Linked DNA regions of Mus musculus: region 1 is linked to region 2. Evidence: chromatin loops called from intact Hi-C (ENCODE). Cell type or tissue: heart. All regions are shown on one strand. Links, peaks and the distances in the headings refer to the core of each region. The heading gives the core; the rest is flanking DNA.

What was found. A loop is a pair of places that touch in the nucleus more often than their neighbours do. Peaks named below come from ENCODE experiments on the same cell type or tissue, not always from the same donor. Only the 100,000 strongest peaks of a DNase experiment are listed, where the experiment ranks them.
Region 1: a loop joins it to region 2, with 22 times the contacts of the local background. A loop is called at or near these places in 10 of 42 quality-filtered maps.

The regions. Positions count from the first base shown.
Region 1 is chr7:125,177,108-125,187,446 of GRCm38, reverse strand. No RefSeq gene overlaps it. Among named protein-coding and RNA genes, the nearest start is that of Gm30501, 28 kb to the left of the region's middle. In heart, for the core only: a CTCF peak has its summit at 5,674 (motif pointing right); no DNase peak of the experiment used is centred there.
Region 2 is chr7:124,124,032-124,134,370 of GRCm38, reverse strand. The region is part of intron 1 of Hs3st4 (heparan sulfate (glucosamine) 3-O-sulfotransferase 4); the gene reads right to left. Among named protein-coding and RNA genes, the nearest start is that of Gm25759, 17 kb to the left of the region's middle. In heart, for the core only: a CTCF peak has its summit at 5,196 (motif pointing left); a DNase peak (open chromatin) is centred at 2,840.

The sequences.
Region 1 (10,339 bases), core at 1,460-9,459, 1.1 Mb before region 2:
ATTAGTGACCGTCTTCTTTTCATTTCTGTTCCAGTGTTGTGGTGAAATATTGACAGAGTATTTCCCTGTATTTCGAAGTACAGGGGAGAGAGGCGGTTAGTGGACTGCACATGAGGGCAGCTGAGCCAGGACCTCTGCCACTTTCTTTAGGAGCCTTTGTTCTTTTGGGCCCCATTTTGTCTTAGTGGGTGACTTGGAGGTTGGACCTGAAGTGAACTTGGCAAAAATGTAAGGTGGGGGATGGGGAGCAGCGAAGAAAGCTGCAGCTTGGTAGTGGTTTGTGGTTTCCTGTCACTATTTTGACCAGTGATTCTCAACCTGTGGGTCTCAACCCCTATGGAAATTGGCCAACCCTTTCACAGGGGTCATTCATAGCCATCAGAAAACACAGATATTTATATTATGGCTCATAATGGTAGCAATATTACAGTTATGAAGTAACAAATAATTTTATGGTTGGGGTCACCATAACAAAAGGGTCTGAGCATTAGGAAGGTTGAGAACCATTGCTCTAGACAGTGCCAAGACAGATGGGTTTGCGGAGGAGAAGAGTTAGGAGTCCAAAGAGCAGACTCTCTCCTTTCAATGTTCCTAGAATAGAAATCAGAAGTGTAGCCCTGGATCCTTCTGGGGAGTCAGTATAGCTCTGGAACCTTCTGGAGAGTCAGCGACACTTCATTGGGCTGTCAGGACATAGCTTGTGGAAAGTTTTAGAGCTCACAGTCACCTCCCCCACCCTTGCTCTGTCCTTGCTTCCCCTCTTCTCTTTCTTCTGTTGCTTTTCATGTTTTTCTTCTTCTGTCCTTTTCATCTTCTTTTTCCACCCGTATATCAAAGCTTGCTTTGTGTTGCTTGGCCACAAGGGTGCCAGTTGCAGCTCTCAACATGAAAGCCCACAGAAGTTCCTCTCCTAGACATCACTAATGACCCGTGACTTCTACAGCTATTCTCCCCGGGAAGCAGGCCTCTATCCTTAAACTCTAGGCTGCCCAACTTCTATGAACCTGCATCTCCTAAAGGCTTCCCTTGCCCTAGGTGTGCCTAGCACAGCACTTTGGAAGCCCTTGTCCTAACTATGCCATTGCTCTTGCATGGCCACTTCCATTCGACCCTTGGAAACTTGAGCCTCGAGAGTCCTCTCCTCCCATCAAGGATACCCCTGATTTCTCAGCACACTGGCTTAGCTTTTGTGCTAAGTTTAGTCCTTGACTCTTGTTCATGAGCAGAGAGCCCTGTTCTGCTGTCATGCTCTTCAAGGGTTTGCTTGAGAGTATCAGCATCTGGGACCATTGTGTCCAACCTCAGCCATGATGATGGCCTATAGCTTCATCAGACATGTATTCTCCAGGGTGTGTGTGTGTGTGCTGTAGGTACAAGTGGTTATGTATGTATTTGCACATGTGTGTGAAGACCAGACATTACTGTTGGATGTCTTACTTGATTGCTTTGAGAATCTAGAGCTCACTGATTTGGCCAGTCTGTCTAGTCCGGGGGACCTTCTTGTCTTTGCAGTCCCAGCGCTTATCACAGGGATCACAGCACTTGATGTCCCTGGCTTCTTATGTGGGGGTCTGGAGATCTGACCTCGGATCCTCATACTTGTAAGAATTGTACTGATTGAGGTATCTTTAAAACCTCCCCCAGATAACTTTATGCCCAAATTTCACATGAGGACTTTCCTCCCTGCTTTCTCTATTCAAGTCAGACACTACGATCTGGTCTGTATTTCCGTGTTGCTAGGTCAAAGCAAAGTCCCCAAGGCCAGCAGCTGGCTTAGAACTCTTTCCCCTACATGGCGGCCAGGCTGCTGACGTGAGGAATGTTCTGGTGATCGCTGGGTCTGTAGAAGGCTGAGGCAAGGAAAAGAGCAGCTGGGCGGACAATCGAGAGCTCCTGGTCCAACTGAGGCGTATAAATCGCCAGGCTGCTGCGAAGCCTTTTAAATGTTTTGACAGTCCCCAATCCATCAGAGCCTTTAATTGGGTTTTGACTGAGTTGTTCTATATGTAAATACCAGTTACTGGTGAGGTTGTTTACAGCCAAACTGTCTGTTTATGCAAATTGTGTTCCAAGATCACAGCGTTTTCATTGCAGGATAAAAACATTCCTTTTATTTAATGCCAAAATTGCTTCTTCCTTGGGCTGGGGTTTGTTTTCCTCTTTGGCTTTTAAATAAAGCAAGGCAATTTGGTAAGCCCGCGGAGCAGCAGTGCCCATGTGGCGGAGGCCACGTGGCCTCCCTCAGAGGCAGGCAATGCAGGTGAGTGTTTTGAGACCTACAGATTCCTGGGTACCTCTGCCCATCTTTCCTCTCAACATCAAGCCTCCTAGAATATTGGGAGCTAATTACCCTGTGAAGCAGCTTGGTCCCTGTTGAGTGATTCTACTATAAAAAGGAGTCTCCCCAGCACCTGGATTGCACCCTCTTCCCCAAATGAAGAATTTAATCCCCTTCTACCACCTAGAGAGCTCTCATTTCTTCTAAAATCCATCTTCTTGCAGCCCAGAGGTACCTTTCCTCTTGCTATTATTGAATGTGTGGAGTAGACCTGGGCAGGACAGTGACTGACACTGGGAGAGAGGGCCCACCCTCCTGGAATTTACCTTCCCCTAAAGTTTACACAGAGTTGAGAATGATTTATTCAGGAGGGTCACTGAAGCATGGTTTCTAACTTTTCTTATTTAGCAAGCCGTTCCTGCTTCCTCTGCCTCTTAGCCAACTGCTACAAAGTGAGATGGGGTTTGGGAGCCAAGTTCATGCGCGAGGAGACAGGTAGTGGGACTTCTGAGAGGCAGAGTCTATTACAAGGTCCCAGGTGATATTAAAGTTCTTTGAGGACTGGGTTAGGTCTTTGGAGAGTAGCTTGCTATAGAGTCCGCTGGGACCTTCCTTGGTCCCTTGCTCCCTTTCTTCACTTGTAACCTTTCTTTCCTTTTCCCCATTGGGTCAAGAGACCCCCAGTTGGAGCCAGTGCCATGCTTTTGAACCTCAGGAACTATTTTTTGTTTGTTTGTTTGTTTTTGTTTCTTTTCAAGACAGGGTTTCTCTGTGTAGTCCTGGCTGTCCTGGAACTCACTTTGTAGACCAGTCTGGCCTAGAAATCAGAAATCCGCCTGTCTCTGTCTCCCAAGTGCTGGGATTAAAGGCGTGTGCCACCTCTGCCCGGGGAACCTCAGGAACTATAAACTTGCTGTTTTCTTTACAAATTACCCAGCTTCAGTCACATTCTTATAGCAACAAAGTGGACTAAGACACAAACTAACCATCCATTTGGTCATAAAGGAAATTGTCACTAGGAGAAAAAAAATGCTCTTTCTGCATCACTATTGTGAACATCTTCTTCCTCCCTTCTTTCTTCTCCCCTCAGAAGGGAAGAGTACCCTCTGATACCCTGTCTGCCCAAGCTGTACCATGAACAATGACTCCTTCTCCCTCCCCAGTACCATGAAAACTGACTCCTCCCCTCCAACTGTACCATGGACACTGACTCCTCCCCCCAGCTGTACCATGGACACTAACTCTTTCCTCCCCTCCAACTGTACCATGAACACTGACTCCTCCCCTAAGCTGGACCATGAGCACTGACTCCTCCCCCAGCTGTACCATGGACACTGACTCCTCCCCTCAGCTGTACCATGGACACTGACTCCTCCCCCAGCTGTTCCATGGACACTGACTCCTCCCCCAGCTGTACCATGGACACTGACTCCTCCCCCAGCTGTACCATAGGCACTGACTCTTTCCTTCCCTCCAACTGTACCATGGACACTGACTTCTCCCCTAAGCTGGACCATGAACACTGACTCCTCCCCCAGCTGTACCATGGACACTGACTCCTCCCCTAAGCTGGACCATGAACACTGACTCCTCCCCCAGCTGTACCATGGACACTGACTCCTCCCCTAAGCTGGACCATGAACACTGACTCCTCCCCCAGCTGTACCATGGACACTGACTCCTCCCCTAAGCTGGACCATGGACACTGACTCCTCCCCCAGCTGTACCATAGGCACTGACTCTTTCCTCCCCTCCAACTGTACCATGGACACTGACTCCTCCCCCAGCTGTACCATGGACACTGACTCCTCCCCTAAGCTGGACCATGAACACTGACTCCTCCCCCAGCTGTACCATGAACACTGACTCTTTCCTCCCCACCAACTGTATCATGAACACTGACTCCTCCCCCAGCTGTACCATGAACACTGACTCCTCCCCCCAGCTGTTCCATGGACACTGACTCCTCCCCCAGCTGTACCATAGAGACTGACTTTTCTTCCCCTCCAGCTGTACCATAAACACCGACTCCTCCCCCAAGCTGGACCATGAACACTGACTCCTCCCTCCCACGCAGCGTCTTTGTACGTCCTTTCTGCCTCTTTACTTTTGTCATGATGGTCTCCAAATGCTGGAGAATTTCTCCCACTTTGGAAAAATCAGTTTGATAACCACGGTCCCTCCATGTCCCACTTTGCCTCTGTTGAGCTTCAGCAGCCGTCTCTGTACCACCTCAGGAGGTTTTAAGATCAGGTGCCTGCACTGCATCTGAAAACAATAAAAGAGCAGCGTGCTGCAGCTGAGCGGAGCCTGACATCAACAGGCTTCTGAGACGTCTCCCTGGTGTTTCTATAAGCAGCCCATGGCAGAAAGCTGATCTTTCATTGCCCCTCCCCCACAATAAAAACATCGATTTAAAATTAGCCTGAGATACTGTCTCTGCCTCCTTATCTTCGCAGTGGTGTCTGAAACTGCTTTGGAAATGTCACCAGTGAATGTCTATACCTTGCTGACCCTCCTGCTCTTCTGACCTGGTTGGTGGGCTCCTCAGATTTTCTCTGAACCTCACGCTGTATTCTCCCGATCAGCTCTTTCTCTGCTTCTCTGGTAGGCTCCATTTCTAGAGCACTCTGGGAATGGGTGTTCTCTTGACATCTCAGCCCCTCTTCCTGATTGGTGAGCTGGTCTATCACTCCTGGTTCAGCAACGACAGCTCCCAGAAGTCTACACCTTGCACTCCAGGACTCCCTTTTCTACCACATTTTGTGCAGCTCATGTGCTTCTCTCTAACTCTGGCTTCCTGTGCCCACTTTCATACCCCGCAGCTCCTACAGAGCATCTCCCTGTCTCCCCCTCACATGCTGTGAGTCACTGAGTATGAACATTCTAATGCCAGAACTTATTCTCACCGATCTTCTCCATCAATTGCTCAGTTCAAATCCCCATGTGAACTGCCCAATTGTTCTCTTGGTCCCACCTGTAGGACCGCCTTCTGTAGACCTTTCCCCACAGGGCTATGGAACAGAACTCTTTGTAATGCAAAACTGACTATAGCTTTACTTCCCTAAAGTCCATTTTTCAATAGCACAAATGTTAAAAGTCCAGGCAACTGAACATGTGTGTGCTTGAGACTCTGGACAGCTTATAGAAAAATACCAATAGATACGGACAGGAGATGAGAGGAGGCAGATGGATCGCATGCAGATGGATGACCGGAGAGGGAAGCAGTGTTGCACCGTGGGAGGAGGGGAATCTTCCCTGACTTTCTGAACTTGTGACTTGACTTTTAAATCAGGTGAAAGAACTTTACCAACTCAACAGCTCCGTCAGAAGATGTGCACAATTTCAGCTACTGTACGCTCCATTCCTTCCTATGGTGGTGATGCTGGTTATGTGCATGTCTGCCCACCAGGGGCCAGGAGTGGATAATGGATGACTCTGGCACATATGTGGGTACTTCTCTCAAGGATGGCAGAACCCAGAGTTGTTTCCTGCACCACCCTCTTCCTTCCTTCTCCAGGTCCAGGCTGTATATCTCACCCAAGTATTCCACAAGCTACCTCTTGTCCCAGCCCTCATTTTCTGTATTCCCTGCCCCACTCCACACTCTGAAGCTACCCTGTCCTCCCTGCAGCTACTGGAAGGAAGTTTCCATCTCTGTGCATTTGCCTCAGAAATGAAGCCTGGACATTTTCTATTCAGCCTTTAAAATTCTTCAATGTCAGCCGACACTATCAGGGCACCTGGTATCCCAGCTGATCTGACTGGAATAGCTCTGCTAACCAATGGGGAAGTTTTGTCTCATGTAGGTAGGGACTAGGTCTGTTCCACTCTGAGTTCCCGGTGCTGGGCAGAAGAATCTTTGGCCTTAACATATACTTGTGGGATAAATAATTAAACGGGCAAATGAATAAGCAAATTTAAAAAGAAGATGACTGTTGAAAACACCCAGGGATTCACCCTTCAGTCAAAATGAGGTACTTCAAACCGTTCTGCCTAGGAGTGTAGCAGGAGGGGGCCTTGAAATGGGTGCTCTCATTTTGACCCCAAATTGGTGATCTTTACTGGGCTCCAACATTATCCTGTTAGTTATGTTCTTGTGTGGCATAACCAATTCCTCCATGAGCCTACAAAAACAACACCCTGAGAGTCAGGTATCTTTTTTTTTTTAAATTTATTTTTTTATTAGGTATTTTCCTCGTTTACATTCTCAATGCTATCCCAAAAGTCCCCCATACACAGCCCCCCAATCCCCTACCCACCCACTCCCCCTTTTTGGCCCTGGGGTTCCCCTGTACTGGGGCATATAAAGTTTGCAAGTCCAATGGGACTCTCTTTGCAGTGATGGCCGATTAGGCCATCTTTTGATACATATGCAGCTAGAGACAAGAGCTCCGGGGTACTGGTTAGTTCTATTGTTGTTCCACCTATAGGGTTGCAGTTCCCTTTAGCTCCTTGGGTAATTTGAGAGTCAGGTATCTTATCCATACCTGTACCTGTAAGGTATTCTCGGGACACTGGAGATACCTGATAGATCTGTTGAACAAATAAATGGATCTGCTTTGAAACTGTGCAGCATTTGAAGGATCTTCAGTGCAGAATAGACTTGGGAACGCAGGCTTCAAAGAAGGCAAGGATTTAGGTGTACCCTGCTGGCTGATGCTGGGTTAAGACAGGCTCAAACAACCTTCAGGGAGAGGCCTCAGAAGCATAGCTACCACACATCTTATGTGCATATTCATTTGGAGAATTTGTTAGAGAGGAAGTCTGGGGAACTCATGGTAAGAGTTCAATGTGGGTTGGAAGTTAGCAGGAGCAAGAGGTGTGCACAGTGCCAGTTTTAAGTGTTTATTTGACATTGCTCAAAGTGCCTCACTGTATCACTCGTGGATTTGGCCTCTAGGATACAAATCATACACCTTTATAGGTGAAGAGATGGGTGCAGAAGGATGAGACAGCTTACCTCAGGTCACAGAAGCAGAGCAAGGCAAGGCTCCACCTTGCTTCTTGTGTTTCTCCATTGTTTACCCATAAATGACAGGTGGTCTGCCCCTCCCTCCAGTGTTGAACACCCCAGCTTCACTTCTAGGGCTTATCCCACCGCTGAAAGACTCTTTCCCCTTTGTATTTGGAGCATATCAAGTTTATTTTTTCCTCTAGGTTTTTTAAAATGCTGGTACATTTTACCTTAAAATGTGTGATGATGCCTTTGTCATCGAGGGAATTGACATAGGTATCTGGTCCCACAGGGTGACTCTAAAGTGACAAATCATTTGAAGTAACAAGGCAGACCCTGCATTTCCACTTGGAAGCAGTAAGTCAACTCTCCATGTGGCCTCAGTCCCAACCCTCCAAAGCCCTCACACCAGTGCTAGGTTGTGCCACTAGCCTGACGTTGGCATTATCTAGATGTCCAGAGTCCCCTTGGCATGTGCCACCCACTTTGGCCAGATTGAAGACACAAAGGAGCCCTTTCTAAAGCTTCTGGTAAGATGCTAGCATGTCTCTTGGGGGCTCAGAGCAAACACATCATCTTGCTGCAATTCTGATTTTGGGTAAACAGTGACAGAGGATCCTGAGCTTCTGATTCTAACCAGGGCCAGCTATGCCAGTGCTGTGTCAAATACTGTGCCAGCTGTGCCAATGCTGTGCCAGTGCTCTACCAGTGCTATGTCAGCTATGTCAGCTGTGCCAATGCTGTGCCAGTGCTATACCAGCTGTGCCAGCTGTGCCAGTGCTATACCAGCTGTGCCAGCTGTGCCAGCTGTGCCAGTGCTATACCAGCTGTGCCAGCTGTGCCAGCTGTGCCAGTGCTGGGCCAGCTACGTCATCTGTGCCAGTGCTGTGTCAGTTTGCAAGCACAAAAGGAAATGTATTATTTCTTTAGAATTAAATTTATTTTTTTTCATAAATCCTTCCTGGCTGTTTATTTTTCTTTGACTGTAAAATACTTTTCAAAAAGATTATAACTGAAGTTGAATTTTGGTGAATCCTGCTGGAAGGTCCCAAGGATGACCTAGGGCACTGGCTCTCAAGCTTCCTAATGCTGTGACCCAGTGAATACTGTTCCTCCTGTTGTGGTGACCCCCAGCCAAGATTTATTTCATTGCTACTTCATAACTGTAATTTTACTACCATTAAATAGCTGATAGGCAAGATATCTGATATATGACCCCCAAAGGGATCATGACCCACATGTTGACAATCACTGACCTAGCATATTTGGAGGATAGCTGGAAGCCCAGAGAGGGCAAACAGAGAGGAAGTAATAGCAATTCTCAGACAAGGCTTAGGACCATTGCCCCACATGCTCCCAGTAGCCCTAGTGTCTTAGGGTTAGACTGCTGTGAAGAGACATCATGACCAGAGACACTCTTATAAGAAAACATTTAATTGGGGCTGGTTTAGAGTTTCAGAGGTTTACCCCAATATCATCACGTTGGGAAGCATGGCAGCATGTAGGCAGACATTGTGCTGGAAAAGCCGAGAGTTCCACATATTGATCTGCAGGTAGTAGAAAGAGACAGTGTTCTACACTGGGCATAGTCTGAGCCTATAAGGGACCACAAAGCCCCCCCACCCCCCATAGTGACATACTTCCTCCAACAAGGACACACCTACCCCAATGCCATACCTCCCAACAGTGCCATTCCTTGTGGGACAAGCATGCACACATTATGGGGGCCATACTTATTCCGACCACCACAGCCACTAACCCTAAACTGGTTGCTGAGAGAGGTGACTCAGCCATTAGAGGGTGTGAAGTACCCAGGAGGCCATCTTGGACACAGCCCAGCACTTCATTGTAGTTAACCCGATGATCAGGAAGTTTCCTTTGGGGACTGGGTGCCAGCTGTCTACACCTGCTCAACAAGGAGCTATGTTTCAAGGCTGGGCACAGCTTTGGGCCATTTATAAACTAAACATTTAATACTCTGTGTCTCAAGGCATCTGGAAATTACATTCTTATTTGGGAGCTTCAGTTTGGTGGAATGAACCCTATTGTGATTCTAATTTGCTTGGGGAAAACCATGCAAACCTACTAATTTGCATGCTAAGAAGTGAGGGACAGTGATGTCTGGGAAAGTATAGGTAAGGGGAGTCTTGAAGGGGAGACTGGATGGTGACAGAGAGGTAAGGATGGAGGCTTGCTTAAGGTAGAGCCAGCAGTGTCCAGGATTGATGGGCTCAGAGACTTCTGGCTCAGATCCCAAGGAAAGTATATTTTCCCAACCATCCCTCAAATATCAGACTTCTTTGCTTTTAAAGGAGTTTTTGTTTTACATAATAAACCTACTTAGAAAAAGCAAACCAACAAAACAAAACACAGCCTCTCATACAACAAAAGAAGCAGTACAAGGGCTGAAGAGATGGTTCAGTAGTTAAGAGCACTGGCTGCCCTTCCAGAGGACCTGCGGTCAATTTCTAGCAATCACAAGGCAGCTTATAACCATCTGTAACTCCAGTTCCAAGGGATCTGACATACACTTTTTACCTCCACAGGTACCAGGCAGGCAAGTAGTGCACAGACCATAGACATACGTGCAACACACACACACACACACACACACACACACACACACACACACACACACACACATTTAAAGAGAAGCAATATAGAGAGAATGTACTCCCCCTCCAAGTCTCCTCCACCCAGCCTATCAGCCTCTGTGCCCAGAGATGACAGCCAGCCCAGTCTTCCATGTACTTTTCAATAATATTCCATGGCACATTCATTCCTCCACTGACAGACTGGCCAAAGCAGCAGCTTACATCTGCCATAGAAGCTCACAAGTCTTGCATTAGATGCTGTTTGTTCCTGGTATGCTAATTGTATGTGCTGTGCTTCATCATGACATTTTCCTACATGTACATGCTCCTTGATCACCTCTCTCTCTCTCTCTCTCTCTCTCTCTCTCTCTCTCTCTCTCTCTCTCTCTCTCTCTCTCTCTCTCTCTCCTTCTCTGACACAGTGGTTCCTCATTTCTCATCAGCCTGTGGCCTCCCTTACTAGTTCTAACAACTGCTGGTCTGTTCTGTTATTCATTTACCCTTCCTTTC
Region 2 (10,339 bases), core at 1,417-9,416:
TTAAATGTGCTAATAATTTGAAACAGAGAAAAGAAAGGTGTGTAGGGAGTTTGGAGGGAGGAAAGGAGAAGGAGAATTATTTAATTATAATTTCAAAAATAAAAGAAACCATTTTCAAAAGATGTGTTACTTTTGAAATGTAAGGTCTTAAGCATACTGGTTCTCAGTAAATAATTTCTGAGTGAACAGAAATGAATTTCCAGATGAATGAATGATCCCAATTTTGCTTAACAAGTAGCAAGCCCATAAACATAATGTGAAGAAGCATAGAAAACAGTATCAGAAGATGGAGACCCAAGCGTTAAAAATGTAGATAGATACCCCAGGAGAATGGTAATGAACTAGCATGGGTAGGTGATGGGCCTTTCTGATTTAACATTTCTATGTCATTTAAATTTTTTGATAAACATGCATTCACTGAGGGATTTTAAAACTAAATATATGGAAATCTGCCTTACGTGTTTGACAGTTGGGAGCTGTTAATCTAACTCATCTGTAGTAACGGAACATTCACACTGAAGCAAACTACTGTCGACTGCTTCAAGAATGCCTGATATAGACTCCAGAAGCCTGGGCCAGCTTGAGAAGGCCTATTCAAAACCCATTAAAGTGAGGATCAAGCCATGTCAAGGCGATCACCTTGCACTGAATAGTCACTTTCTTGGGATGGCAATGCAGTTCAAGATTCGCATGATAATCAGATACTTGTGCATGCCACTGCTGCAGGCTGCCATATGAGTAACCGAATCCATTAACAGCCATGACGGCAAGGATGAACCTGATTGGGGTTATTAAATATAGATAATCATAAGACAGATCCCCACACGCTATCTGAAAGAAGCTGAGCTGGTGGAATTAACCAGTCTCAGAACACAGCCTCTAACAGTGTTCCCTACCAGGAACCACACCTCACAGTATTCACACCCAACTGGCCCCAGATGCAGCTCTGACCAACAGGATGGTGTGGACGTTTAAGGGTTGGCTCATATACAGTACAACTTCCTTCAAGCTTTCTCCTATGAAAATGACATATGGCAAAGACCACCTAGCTATGAGAATATGGAGAAAGTTCCTGGGGGGTCTCCAATGAACAGCTCCCAGCAGAAGGTCTATTCCCAACAGCACGAGTTAGTCTCCAGCCTCCAGAGGTTGCCATGGGTACTGCCTAAGAAACCGCAAAGGAGACTTGTCGTGCTGAGTCAAAATGTAGAACTGTGGGAAATCATGAAGGGTCATTTCAGCCCTCTAAGGATAGATCATAGACAGCAGTGGATAACTGGAATGATGTCCTGTTTTCCAGGAAGAAAGTGGTCTCAGGGAGAGATTAGTGAAACTTATGCTGCAGAGGTAGTAGGCAGGAGCAGCCTTCTTCTCAAGACCTGGTAAGTGGTTTAGAATATTAGTCACAGTGTTCTCTCTTTATATGTTAATTTCATAAAGTACACTACCTCAGAGAAGATTAGGTATTATTACCCTATTTTAGAGGTGAAGAAATTGAAGTTTCAGAGAATAACATCTAGAATAATATCTAGCTCAAAAATCACATGACTTAGGAACCACTGGAGCCAAAACACTTTCAAGTTGCTGATTCACCTGGGAAAGAGTAGCAGGAAGACTGTATCAACATGGTCAAATAGTCCTAAAAGGATGCTCATCTCCACGCATTGTAATAAACATAGATAAATAAAAATGCTCATTTCTAGAATCCCAGTCTTGAAACCATAGTCGATTGGCTTTCTTATGATGCACAAACCCAAAGAAAGCATCAGGATTAATCAGTTAATCTACTGAATACCTAAGATATCTACCTCAAGTCCTGGATTCTAGGAAGAAAAGTGAACACACAGTTTGCTTACTTCAGAAATATCACAGTCTTTCAGTAGAAAGAAAAAAAAAAGCACAGTATAGTGTGATCCTTCAGATAGTCTAAATCTATACAAGATATTATAAGATAAGAGATATGAAGAGCAGTGTTGATGGCCCTGGAACTTCCCCTGCTAAGTCTGGGCTGTGATGATGTGGAATGGACCTAATAAAGCTTGGCACGGGGGTAAGAGCTTTAAGTTGTATGAGTCTGGGTTGAAGTTTGGTCTTTTGCTATATTGTAAAATATTGGCCCCTAAGACCTGATTGCTCCCAAGGACTAGAGAATCTGCACATAGACCCAAGTGACACTATGTGACCTTGCCACCCCCCCCCCCCCCAGTTATCCCTGATTCGGGAATAAAGATGCCTACAGCCTATAGCTGAGCAGAATTGAGATAGGCAGGGTTTGAGGTTCCCTGGCTTGAGTACTGAGGAGAATCATGAGGAGAAAGAGAAGGCAAGAAGGAAGATGCCATGGGTTAGAGGAAAATCGTAAAGCATAGCCATGAGAACTGGCCAATTGAAGTTAAGAGCGGCCCAGATGGAACATGGTGAATTATAATTTGGGGTTATAGATTCTAATAGCTTAGAGGGTAGATATCTGCCCAGCTCTAGTGTTGATTAAGGCTTATTATAAGTTAAAAAAAAAAAAAGAAGCAGATTGAAGAAAGCCTCTGCTGTTTGAACGTATCAGTAATTGCCCAATATATTAACATAAGCTCAGATCTTTGCGTGTAAAATGCTTATATTCCTCAATACTGCAAGTACTTCGCTAAATCTACCAGAAATGGTCCACAGTGCCTTGTGTAATTTACAAATCTAAGCCAAGGCTTCCAGACTCCCTGAGGTGACCTTTTCTTCAACAAAAGGCAACCTCATCTGAGCCACTTCCCTGCACGGTGGAAAGAGCAGGCTCTGCAGCTGGACTTGCCATATGACGGAGAGTCCAAAATGTCAAGGAGCCATTGACTCTGGAGTCTGTGCCAATGCAGAGCAAATATGGGTTCTTGCCGCGGTGGAGCTGGGCTCAGCCCCAAAGTGCCAGATGGTTCTGAGTGCTCAAGAATAAAGCCATCTGCAGAGCAACGCCTTCTACGGCTGTTACAATTTGTACTGATTACTAGCCTTCATCAGAATGTCTTTAGGATGCTTACCCACCAGTAATCCTGTCCCCTTCGTCACAGCTCTGAATTGAGGACCACATTTTTGCTTATAAGAACAGGACAAGCATATTGAATAAATATTCCCCACGCCACCCACTGATGCATGTCTTAATCTATATTATTCCACCTACATAGGAAACTCATAGACTAGATGATGATTTAGACCCTGCTTGGAACACAAGAGGCTATATGACATTGACCCTAGTTTGGAATTTGGCTGAAGGATTAAACATTATGAGAATTAAATACAAAGTTTATTTGGCTAATTATGATTGCTGCTCCCCACCCCACCCCCCACTCAAATCCTACTTGACCACAAATGGCTCATGAACTGAATCCGGCACAAATTCAACCATGTACAAATATTTGGGTGCAGCTCGCAACCACAAAGGTTTCGTGTTATTTATTTAAGCCAAGCTGGGGAGATGAGTGACAGTTTACACTGGGTGCTACTCTTTATTGCATCAATGGTAGCCCTAGTAGGTTGATACATTATTTCTTTACAGCACTCAAAGCATTAATGTACTAATAAAATGAGTTAATGACCCATTTCAAAATGCCCTTTATGGAAAAAAACTTTTTTTCTATTCCAAAAAAAAACTGATATTACATTATTTTTACCATTATCATATGATAGAACCTGATAACATGAGAACCCTAGGCTGCTAGGAAGTTACATAGTGACCAACAATCTATTTGTTATTGCTTTAAAAACAAACAAAACAAAAACAAAACAAAACAAAAATCCTACAAACTGTCAAGATTCTAGCCTGATTCCACAGGTCCACACTGTGTGGATTACAACTGGCCTCTTTTTGAAATAGTCAGAGAGAATCTTGAGCCCACTGAAATTTCTACAGCAATAACCAAAGCTTTCTGCCAGATATGTGTAACAACTGGTTTCTCAAAAACCCTTTTCAGGACATTTGTGTCAGAGGAATTTAAAGGAAGGGAGGCAGGCACCTGACCTCTACAGTCTCTGTTACGTACCAGTGTGCTATCAGGCATGAGCAGATGGTCAAAGATGCCCTGCCATGTTGTAAGAGAAAAGAACTGAAAATAATGTGTAGGTTTGCATTGATCAGTGTGCATAGTGTTACTCAGCGGATCAATCTGAACCCACCGTGGGGTCACAGCACAGAGATGCTGTATGGTGGAACTGTTAATCAGACAGTCTCATCTCTGCCTGTACTTTCTGCTTTAAAACCATTAGTGTTGGTCTTTATGTAGGGGATTGAATCCGCCTTAAAAGAGTCCAGTGCAATTCCATCAAAGTAGATGCTTTCTGGCTTTTGTGGCCATACCCTTGCCTAGAAAATTAGATGTTCCCCCAGAAGGAGCATGTCAAAGGCAGGACAGCCTATCCAGACCCTCGTGTGGTTGACTAGACTCCCATTTAACACTTTATCACACAGTAAACACTGCAGGGCTGTATATGCTGGTCAGCAAGGCCCCTGAATTTGTATAAACACTGGAACGCAGCGCCATGCTTCAGAAACTGCTTCTTTGTAACAGAGGTAGAAGGACAGAGCTCACCGACTTACTGAAACTGCTGGCTGCCAGAGGGTGCAGGGTCGCTTGCCTTTGCCTGTTAATCTGTCCTCATGCCTAGCTGAGGAAGCACAGCAGATTCTCCTAAACGGATACAACTATTCAAAAATTCTTTTTTTAAAAAAATGGGGAGAGAATAGAGTAACAATCTCATTATTTGCCTCTGAGTGGCAATGTATGATTTCTCTGCCAGACAGAGGGTCACCTGTAGAAAGGGAAGAGGTTTTCTTTTGTGAGGTTTTATGTGATGCCCTGATCCTATCAGATATTTCTTCCCAAACAGCTATATTAATAATGAAGTGATCTGTTCCCTGCATTCTATAGTACATTAGGTCTGTTCTGAGAGGTTAATCTTTAAAGACTATTTAAAAGGATCAATACCAATGCAGATATAGACAGAAGCTGGATTTACATGTCTGATAGTTGGACTTCAGAGCCTTTTAATGCAGGCTATTCCTGCACTCTAGCTAGGCTTGAGAGCACAGTGCTTGCTGTTACCTGACACTTCAGAATGAGTGGGTTCCTCAACCTGCTAGATCCCCCAACCAAAGACTTAATTTCACAGTGCCAAGGCCAAGTCTTTCCTGTTTTATTTATGTAGAATAGTGACACCTAGTGGTTGGGACAGCAAATCCACGAAACAGAATTCTTTAGTGGCAACACCCACTCTTCCCTGGGATTAAAACAAAAAGAATCCCCTAAGGGGTTTGACCCTCTTCTTGGGCAAGCAATAAGGCACCCAATGATACATGCTGAAGAATAACCTCGCTGAGTTAGACTTCTCCAGATACCCTGGAAAAAAATGGAAAGCTAGAATCATGCCCAAGAAAGGGAGGATCCATGGGAACTATGGAAGGATGAACAGGTATTGGTGTTCTAAAAAAAGAAGTAGGAACCAGTGGGGCCACCACAGCTTCTAAGTAGTCAACTGAGGACATGTGAGGCTTGTCCAAAGACTGTGGATAAAACTGCATGCTGAGGATATTGTATCAATAATGAAGATGGAAAATGGGCTGCGAAGATGAATCACAATCAAACATTCCCTCCGCTCTGTCTTTAGGCTGTGGATCCTGAGAGCTGAAAACTATTATCCTTCCCTTCTGTTAGAGTCAGCTACATCTGTCTGACAAATGCCAGGTGCATAGTAAATGCTGAGTAAGAAGGGGAAAGGGAGGGAGGGAGGTAAGGAAGGAGGAAAGGAAAGAAGGGGCAAGGGAAAGATGGAAGGAGGGATGGAGAGAGAGAGGGGGAAGGAGGGAGGGCGGGAGAGGGAGAGAGAATATAAATCAGGGCAGATAAGTACGACTTCTGGGAAGACTAGGCTACATCAGATAAGAAATGCATTCCACTGAGCTAAGGCAGCTTTTAGCAAACTGGATGTAGGTAAACAGTGATGGTAACATAGTTGATAACCACCATTCAAAGTTATTCCTCCATTAGCACCATCATTTAGTGTGGAGACAAAACACAGAGAGGAGCTGCAGAATTGATGGTAACTCAGATTACCTGGCTCCAGAGTCCTGTTCCTTCCCACCCTGATATACATTGTAATAAAGGAGGTCAAGTTCAAGAGGACTCCATTGGATCAGAGAGGCAAATCAGGACCCTCCTACAGGGGTTCTGCTACACAGGGAGCCTGTAGTTAAAAGTCACATAGCATCTCAGATAGGTCCAGGAAGGCATGAAGCCCTTCCCCATCCTACTGACAATGGACTTTTATAAATTTAACATATATTATATGAGAAAGATCTCCCTCTGCTCATTTCTCTCTATTTTATGTCTACTAATATGACAAGTTTATTTTTACTAATTATCTTAATAATAAATATTTGTGGGATACAGAGTAAAGAATCAGATACATATAATTTGATAAATTAGGAACACTAACAATTTTGTGCATATACATTTAACTATCACGTTTACCCTGCAAATATTCATGATACTTATGGGATAACATAAACTGTACTTTTTAAGACAGGTTATTACTTTGTCATCCAGGCAACTTCACGTTGTTGATGGAGCCCAGGCTGATGAGAAATGTAGGACCCTCCTCCCACAGCTTTACAAATTCTGGGATTAAAAAAAAAGTGTGCCAGCATGCCTGGCTGAAAAATATGTTTTAAGGAGAAGAGGAAATTATAAATACTTCTAGGTCTTTTAAAGAACAAGATCCTATCATATCCTAAGAGGTCTTCAGCACTGTCTGATGTGTGGAACCAATTATTTCTTTTCTCATATTCTCTCAGCAACAACCATTTAAATCCAAGATCAAACACATGCCAGGGCAGGCCCTAAGCCTGGATGCAGGAGAGTCAGGATTTTTGTTTAGGTTTTGCCTTGTTGGTTTTTATTTGTATTTTTCTTGTTTGTTTATTTGTTTATTTGTTTGTTTGGGGTGGGTTTGGTTTTCTTTTAAGAGAGACAGACAGACAGACACACAGAGGGAGAGAGAGAGAGAGAGAGAGAGAGAGAGAGAGAGAGAGAGAGAGAGAGAGAGAGAGAATGTGAAGTCGGGTGTTAAGGAGGTGTGAAGGACCTGTGAGGAGCTGTAGAAGAGAAAAAATATGACCAAAATGTATTCTATGAAAAATTCTTAATTTTAAAAAAAATAGTAAAGAAATAATTTCCATCTAAGTCCGTAACACCAGCTTGGAATGCCTTCCTGGTGTCTTGATCTAAATAAGAGAGCAACAAATGCCAGGCACAGGCTCACATGTGGGGTTTGCACTGGTGTGTCATCTGAACATGACGGGAGAGGAAAGGGATCCAGTGAGCTTTTGTGACCCAACAATACTGTGAAAATAAAATATTTTTGCCTTCCCTAAATGAAGTCAGCTAAGAAGAAAACCAGATATCAAGTGCCATTCAAAAACTCCCCCAAACTACAGAGTGAAGAAACCTCCCATGATGGCCTGAATGGAAAACACTTGAGAAGAGTTAGGGAAAGAAGAGTCCTAAGCCAGAAAGTGAGCACTAGCCATTAGCTTCTATAAGGAATCCCTCATTCTTTCACTTCCTCAATTGATGATGATGATGAACAGCTGTTGTCCTAGGTAGGCCAACCATTGCTATACTAAAACACCCTGACCAAAACCTACTTGATCCATGGCATACTCCAAACCTGTTGTTAGTCAGGACAGGAACTCGACCAGGGAGGAAGCTGGAGGCAGGAATTGATGCAGAACTCATGAAGGAGTTCTGCTTACTGGCTTTCCCTTCATGGTTTGCTCAGTCTGCTTTCTTATAGCATCCAAGACCATCTCTTCCAGGAGGACACCTCCCACAGTGAGCTGAGCCCTGACACATCAATCAAGAAAATGTCCCATAGATCTGCCCACAGTCCAATGTGGTGGGGGCATTTTCTCAACTATGATTCCCTCTTTCCAAATGTCTCTAGTTTGTGTCAAGTTGAAAAAAAAAAAAAACAAACCAATCAGCACAGCTGTCTAACACATTAGAGACACCTAGAGTCTCCACGTCTCCTTAGTTATAAATGGTAGGGGCTTCTTTAATCTGAATTCCCCCTACATTGGTTATACCTGGCTATATTCCGGGTCTAGTGTAATTTAGCATTTACCGTCCATGGCACCTCTGGGCCTGGATCACCTCCTGAGTGATGCTCTTTTTCATTTCTATGCTGACAAACACACTGTTTCAACTGTCGTTTAAACAGCCAGTTCAAAGTCTACTGTTATTTTAACTCCATATTGTCAAACAGGTGGATTTATAAATGTGTTACCTGAAGGAAACGTTCCCCCAAATAGCAGAAGCATAGACTTTATTTATTTATAATTATTTGTTAGATTTGTACAAATGTTCCTGTTGCTAGAAAGCCTCTGGCTAAATACAAATTAAAACACTTTTGAATGTAGTGAAGACAGCAGTGGCGTCGTTTTAATTACCCATTGGGGGACGCCAGGCAGCAGCGATGTATTCATTTCCTTCTTTGCTTGTATAATGTGGCTGTCTGCTTAGGGATATGAACCTCCTGTCTGCTTGCTGATGACACAGACTGCCTGGCCACATAATCCATCTTTATGTGATTCCAGCACACAAGTGCACTGAGCACATGAGCAGAGGGCCAAAAAACAACAAAAGCTAAAGGGAACTTCCTTTGGTAATACTTTTGGAGACCTGGGACCCACTGTCCCTTCAGAGGGACACCTACTATTTTTGTATGAGAGAGCATGCTATTCTCTTTCCCTTTGAAGACTTCATGGGGAAGCGATTCTGGGTCTACATCCTGGACCACAACGCACCAGCTCTCTTTCTTCTTTTGACTGCTGTCTTCCCTACACATTAGAACCATGGATATAAACAAGGTCTTTAATGTCTCTCTTCCTCAGCTCCCCTCAGCTGTCACATGGGACCACTGTAGGATCACTGACGTGGGTACAAGATTCTTCTCACTGATGGGGACTCCGAGTATGGTGCTCAAAAATATGGTAGACAATTTGATTTTATCCATCAGTTACCGAGGAGTAGTAATACCACACTCTCTCACAGAGTTATTTTCAGGATAAAATGTGAGAGATGAGGCTTCAAATATATAGAGAATCCACAAATACCAAAGTGGGTTAGAACACCCCAGCTGTCCTCTAGCTTGTACAGAGAATTGGACTGATTCATACTGTAAGGTAATGTTTGCCCAGCTGTCCCTCTGGCAGGTGACGCTTAGCAAGCATGGGGAGTTTTGATGTTCAAACAAAGATAGGGGGAAAATGTTGCTCTGGAGGGGGGAAAAAAGCTTTGTTAAAAAATTAATGGATGATTATGAATTTTACATATGAAAGGATAATATAGTGGATCCAATATACCTGCCACTCAGCTGCTGAGGAGAGCAGGGCATATAAAATGCAGCAGGGAGGGAGGATCTCAGAGGAGTTGGAAGAGGGGGGAAAACATGATCAAAATACATCGCATGAAAAATGTAAATAAAATCTATTTAAAATAATAATAAACAAACCCCTGCTGATGGTAACAAAGCCTTTGGTGGCTCACCTCCTGACACAGTCCCTCCTCTCTCCTAGTTTCTCTACCTACACATTCAACTCTATACACTATACCACAAGTCACACATAGTATGTGTTTGTGACAGTTAGTCTTAATTGCCAACTTAACAGACTCTAGAAGCACCTGGAAGATGGGCCCTGGGCATGTTTGTAGGGAATTACCATGATTATGTTAATTGATGTGGGGAGATCCATCTTCTGGATGAAGATGAGTGAGGGATCCTGGACTGTATAAAAATCTTACCCGGGCACTTGAATGCATCCTCTCTGCTTCCTGTCTCTGGGCACAGTGTGCCATGCTGCTTTAAGCCCCTTCACCCTTGGCTTCCCCTCCATGATGAACTGTAACCTAATCTGTGCACTAGAATAAACCATTTCTCCTTTAAATTACTTCCTTTGATGATCTTTACTGATATGATTTTAACGTGTCAATAAAAGTAACTAAGGCGCTATCATTTATTTATATGCTTACAATGATAGAATAGATGGAAGTTGCTTGGACTTTGAGACAACTTTATTTTCCTTTTATTCAGAGTTTCATTCATGGACCTGATGTGTTTTGACTCCTTTTATGATGTTTCTGAAATGTAACCAGGGCAGGATAAGGTCTTGTTTGGTGCTGAACAGTATGACATTGGATTAACACATCACCACAATTCACCAGTACTGGACAGAAGATTGCTTCATTTAACAACCTTTCATTATCTTTTTAGGCCTCAATGTCAAGAGTTTCTCTAGGTTAGTAGT